2 separate regions of the Homo sapiens genome follow, and region 2 is linked to region 1. A link is a loop called in an ENCODE intact Hi-C map of the cell type or tissue named here. Cell type or tissue: tibial artery. All regions are shown on one strand. Each heading gives the region's core, and the rest is flanking DNA. Links, peaks and the distances in the headings are about the cores only. Region 1 overlaps MYLK2 (myosin light chain kinase 2). Region 2 overlaps CCM2L (CCM2 like scaffold protein).

Evidence for each region. Peaks named below come from ENCODE experiments on the same cell type or tissue, not always from the same donor. Only the 100,000 strongest peaks of a DNase experiment are listed, where the experiment ranks them.
Region 2: a loop joins it to region 1, with 6 times the contacts of the local background. A loop is called at or near these places in 87 of 110 quality-filtered maps.

The regions. Positions count from the first base shown.
Region 1 is chr20:31,832,354-31,835,255 of GRCh38, reverse strand. It overlaps MYLK2 (myosin light chain kinase 2), which reads right to left. Exons shown (of 13, transcript NM_033118.4): 13 at 572-1,539. The coding sequence ends at 1,459. Among named protein-coding and RNA genes, the nearest start is that of FOXS1, 12 kb to the left of the region's middle. RefSeq lists an enhancer at 580-1,210. In tibial artery, for the core only: a CTCF peak has its summit at 1,661; no DNase peak of the experiment used is centred there; H3K27ac peaks cover 831 bases.
Region 2 is chr20:32,024,466-32,027,367 of GRCh38, reverse strand. It overlaps CCM2L (CCM2 like scaffold protein), which reads right to left. Exons shown (of 10, transcript NM_001365692.1): 7 at 1,449-1,512. Among named protein-coding and RNA genes, the nearest start is that of CCM2L, 15 kb to the right of the region's middle. RefSeq lists an enhancer at 2,883-2,902. In tibial artery, for the core only: no CTCF peak of the experiment used is centred there; a DNase peak (open chromatin) is centred at 1,618; H3K27me3 peaks cover 1,106 bases.

The sequences.
Region 1 (2,902 bases), core at 171-2,670:
TGCCTTACCTCAGTCTGACTGATGCTGCAGCCATGGCCCCACCCTATGAGGTAGATCCTAGCGCTGCCCACTCTCTCTGGCTCAGTTTCTCCCTCTGTAAAACAGGAATAATAATACCTGCCTCATGAGAATCACCTGAAGCCGGGAGGCGGAGGTTGCGTGCAGTGAGCATAGATCACACCACTGTACTCCAGCCTGGACGACAGAGTGAGACTCCATCATAAATCAATCAATCAACCAATCAATCCTGCCTCGTAACTTTGCTGTGAGGAGTAAATGAGTTAACACAGCACAGGCGCTTTAAGTAAAGCTGGGCACGCAGTAATCACACACCCGGTGTAGGCTGTTGCTGCGACCTCCCTCTCACAGGTGAGGATACTGAGGCACAACGTGCAGAAGCCACCTGCCCACATCATGTGCTGGGCAGACTGGCACCTGAGCCTGCATGAACCACCAAACTGTGAGCTGACGGATATTGCTAAAGTGTCCGGTACACAGTAGGTGCTCAGTGAACTGTGGTCATCAGCGACCTCACACCAGTGCAGGCACACACAGAGGGAAGGAGGCCACATCCAACCTGTACATTTATTTACAAGGCACAAGCTGAGAGCAGACTGGAGGCTGCCCCATGGCCTTCCTAATTCTCCTGGGCCTGCTGACCCCATCATCTGAGGCCATGGGTGACCCCCAAGATGGGGGCCCCGAGTGGTTGGGTTGGGCCGGCTTGGCCCTGAGGCAAGCTCGGGGGTGGTCTCCTGTGTCCCTTGGCTTCTCCCCTCCCCCTCCACCAGGCCTGGGCTGGGCGCCCTCTCTCTCACACAGAGTTCCTGTGTGTTGGTGGTCGCAAGGAAGGTGGGTGGGGGCCAGCCTGGGCCAGATGGTGTGGGCTCGGCCTTATCTGCTGGAGTGGGGAGGTGGCGGGGGCATGGAGGTCCTCTCTCACAAAGCCTGCTCTGTCTTCCCTGGCAGCTGGGCCTTAGGAATCAGCGTTGCAGCCTTTCTGCCCCACCAGGAGCCTCCCATCCACAACCACAGAAGCCCTACATGCTGAGACCCCCCAGCCATGGCACTCCAGCTAGGAGGAGGCCCAGGCTAAGGACTCTCCCAGTGGGGCAAAGCAGGGGTCACCACGGCGGCGGCAGTTCAAAGACGAGGAGCTGGGGAGGGAACCGGGAGCGGCTTCAACGGGGGCCTGGAGTCTGGGGTGTGGCCGACAGGCTGGAGCCCTGTCTGGGGAGGTGCTAGCAGGATGGATCCAGGCCACACTCCGAGGCGGCTCACATCGGGGAAGCGGTCACTGCATGGGGGCGTGGGGAGCCCCGAGCCTCCCAGCCTGGCACAGCCTTGTCCTAACGAGGCTGCCCTGGGGATCTGGCTGCCTTTTCTGGCCTTCTGGGCTGTGTGGCTTCAGCCCCGGCCACTGTGTGGCTGCGTCCAGGCTTCAGCTGCGCCCAGGGCTCAGACCCCCAGAGCCATCAGTGCCCCCGAGCTGCTGATCTTCTTGAAGCGGTTGGCAGCGCTGACAGCAATGAAGTTTTTCTAGAGGGCAGAAGAGAGGGAGTCCCAGTCAACACCAGGGCAGGGGGGCAGCTGCAGGGTGTCTGAGCAGCCTGTAAGTCCCCTTCAGTCCAGGAGGGTCACAGGCTAGAGAAGGTGCAGTGCCCAAAATGGCCACGGGAGGCGCCATGACACTGTATTGTCCAGGAGTCCCCTCACTCAACGGATAGGTCAGCCAGACCTGAACCAAGGACCGCTCTGCTCCAAACACTCCCATGGCTCCAGTTTTGCTCCAAGTAAAAGATAAACCCCTTGCCATGGCCGATGAGTCCCTCCAACTCCTGTCCCCCTCTTCCTCTCTAACTTCATTCCTTACCTCCTTGCTCACTCCACTCCATCCATACTGGCCTCCTACCTGTTCCTCAAACTCTCCAACCACACCTCTGCCTCAGGGCCTTTGCACTGGCTACTCCCTCTGCCCGGAATACTCTTCTCCCAGTATTGGCACGGCTCACCCCTCCCCACCTTCAGGTCTTTGTTCACATGCTTCTCAGTGAGCCCTTCCTGACCCCCCCTATTTAGAAGTGCAGGCTGGGCACAGTGGCTCACACCTGTAATCCCAACACTTCGAGAGGCCAAGGCGGGAGGATTGCTTGCCTGAGCAACATGGCGAGACCTCATCTCCACAAAAATATTTTTAAAATATTAACTGGATGTGGTGGCATATGTCTGTGGTCCCAGCTATTCAGGAGGCCAAAGGAGAGGATCACTTGAGCCCAGAAGGTCAAGACTACAGTGAGCCATGATAGCGCCACTGCACTCCAGCTGGGGAGGCAGAGTGAGACCCTGTCTCTAAAAAAAATAAAAATAAAAGTGCAACCTCTCCCCGGCAGAAGGCCCTTATTTTTTTTCTAAAGTCTTCTTTAACCCTGCCTATTTCCACAGGGCTCTAGAAAATGCCCCACCTCAGCCAGGCACAGTGGCTCACGCCTGTAATCCCAGCACTTTGGGAGGCGGAGGCAGGTGGATCACGAGGTCAGGAGTTCAAGACCAGCCTGGCCAACATGGTGAAACCCCGTCTCCACTAAAAATACAAAAATTAGCCAGGTGTGATGGTGGGTGCCTGTAATCCCAGCTACTTGGAAGGCTGAGGCAGGAGAATTGCTTGAACCTGGGAGGCAGAGGTTGCAGTGGGCCGAGATCACGCCATTGTACCCCAGCCTGGGTGACAGAGCAAGACTGTATTGAAAGAAAGAAAAAAAGATAGAAAATGCCCCATCTCTCACCAAAAGTAACTCCACAAAGACTGAGATCTTTGTCTCTTTTGTCCACTCCTATATCCCAATGCCTAGAAGTAGTAGATGCTCAAGAAATATTTGAAAAATGAAGGAGGGAAGCCAGAGCC
Region 2 (2,902 bases), core at 177-2,676, 190 kb before region 1:
ATCACTATTTTATCTCTTCAGTAGATATCTGGTTGTTTAAAGACTAGCCTAAGGGCATACAGTATGAGGAAGGCAAATCTATTGCCACTAAAAAGGAAAGAAACAATAAGACATATATCACTGGCAGAGACTGCTACATGCCAAACTGAAGCCCTTAGTAATATAACTAGGTGATCAACCAGTAACCCAGGACTTTCTTGGTTTTAGCACTGAAAATCCCATATCCGGGGGAACCCCTCATTCCTGAGCAAACTGGGATGGCTGGTCACCCTAAACAGAACCCTGGGTAATGTTCCCAACTGAATTGTTTAAAATTTTATTTATTTATTTGTTTATTTATTTATTTCAATAGAGACAGGGTCTCCCTATGTTGCCCAGACTGGTCTCAAACTTGTGGGCTCAAGTGATCCTCCTGCGTTGCCCTCCCAAAGTGTTGGGATTACAGGCGTGAGCCACCATGACTGGCCTGAATTTTTCTTTTTTTTTTTTTTTGAGATAGAGTCTCGCTCTGTCGCCCAGGCTGGAGTGCAGTGGCGCAATCTCAGCTCACTGTAAGCTCCGCCTCCTGGGTTCACGCCATTCTCCTGCCTCAGCCTCCCAAGTAGCTGGGACCACAGGTGTGCGCCACCATACCTGGCTAATTTTTGTATTTTTGGTGGAGATGGGGTTTCGCCATGTTGCCCAGGATGGTTTGGAACTCCCAGGCTCAAGCGATCCACCTGCCTCAGCCTCCCAAACTGTTGGGATTACAGGTGCGAGCCACCGCATCTAGCCTGAAATATATTTTTTTAATCCTAAATTTTCCAGCTTTGCTTGCAGCTAGTGATGGCTATGTGACCAAGTTCTGGCCTATGAGATATAAGCAGAAGTCATCAGGTGGGAATCTGGCAAAACTCTTTAAAGAGGCCCCTTAGCATGCTACTGTGATGGCTGGAGCTACAACCACCATCTCGGTCCATGAGGTGACCTTGAGGATGGCTGCAAGTCCTGAAGAGGGTAGGGAAGGAAAAGAGAAGCCTGAGCTCCTAACAACCATGAAATGTTGAATTGCTGCTCTATTTTATGTCAAATATAAGAAAAAAAAGTTCTATCTTGCTTAAGATACTCTTTTTGGGGATTTTCTATTACATGGAACCAAAATTAAGCCAAGATAATTTTTTTGGCATGTAGCTATGATTTTGGTTTCTGCAGACCACTGTGCCTGGATGACTGGGAGAGAACCACAGGACTGTGTGGACCCACATCTGAGTTCTGGTGTCTCCTGGGTCTCTCAAGGGTCTGGATCCTGTGGGTTTCCAGAGTCAGGGAGCTCAGTTTACCTCCCCCTCTTAGTGCCCAGTGTCTCAGCACACATCAAGGTTGGGTCACCTTCTCCTACCCTCTCTAGTCACCCTGTTTGTGCAGGGGTAGGGGAGCAGGGTGGAGTCCCTGACAGGGGCTGTACTCACAAGGAGCTGCAGCAGCTGAAGTCGGCATCATAGGCATACGTCCCATCTGTGTGGCAGCTCTCACCTGGGACCAGCAGACAGAGGGACTGTCAGAGGCAGCAAAGCAGGGATCAGCATCCCCTGCTCCCTGAGGCCCCACCCTCAGTCTCAGCCTGAAGTCTAGTCCTGCCTCTGACACCAACACACAACAGACCCTGGGGAACTCCCCTCCCCTCTCCTGATCCTCAACTTCCCCGATGTGGGGACAATACCACCCCCCACCTACCTCATAGGAGCCTTGGGAACAGCAGATGAGGAAACATGTGAGGGAATATTTTGTAAACTGTGTGTTTCAGGCAAGACAAAAAAAAAGAAAAAAAAATTTGTGGCTCACGCCTGTAATCCCAGCACTTTGGGAGGCCAAGGCAGGAGGACTGCTTGAGCCCAGGCTTCAAGACCAGCCTGGACAACATAGAGCGACCTTATTTCTACAATAACAAAAAAATTAGCTGGGTGCGGTGGTGCATGCCTGTGGTCCCGGCTACTTGAGAGGCTGACATAGAAGGACTGCTTGGGCCTGGGAGGTCGAGGCTGCAGAGAGCCGTGATTGTACCACTACAGTCCAGGCTGGGTGACAGAGCCAGACCCTGAAAAAAAATAAATAAAAGAAAAGAAAAAGAAAAGAAAAGAAAAAGAAAGAAAGAAAGAGGAAAGGAAAGGAAAGGAAAAAAGAAAGAAAGAAAAAGAGGAAAGGAAAGGAAAAAAGAAAGGAAAGAAAGAAAGAAAGGGGAAGGGGAAGGAAAAGAAAAGAAAGAAAGAAAGGGGAAGGGGAAGGAAAAGAAAAGAAAAGAAAGAGAGAAAGAAAGAAAGAAAGAAAGAAAGAAGAAGAAAGAGAGGAAGAAACTTGTGAAGGGGAAGGATCTGAAAACCTTCAGAGCAAAGAAACACCAAGTACGGAGAGCTTGCGCTCTTCCTAGTCCTGTTGTCTCATTTAGCTGGTTATTAGCCCTACCATTTCTGATCTCTGATCAGTGTTGCTTCCTTACCCTCCAGGTGGGGCCAGTTCCTCATTATACATTCTCCCAGCACAGTCTGTGGTTATTTATTTATTTTGAGGCAGAGTTTCGCTGTTGTCGCCCAGGCTGGAGTGCAGTGGTGTGATCTCTGCTCACTACAACCTCCACCTCCCAGGTTCGAGTGATTCTCCTGCCTCAGCCTCCCGAGTAGTTGGGATTACAGGTGCCTGCTACCATGCCCAGCTAATTTTTGTATTTTTAGTAGAGATGGGTTTTCACCATGTTGGCCAGGCTAGTCTCGAACTCCTGACCTCAGGTGATCCACCTGCCTTGGCCTCCCAAAGTGCTGGGATTACAGGTGTGAGCCACTGTGCCCAACCTGTGGTTGTGTATTTATTTGTGTACTTATTTAATCACTGTCAGCCTGCCTCCACTAAGTAAACTTCATGAAGACAGGCC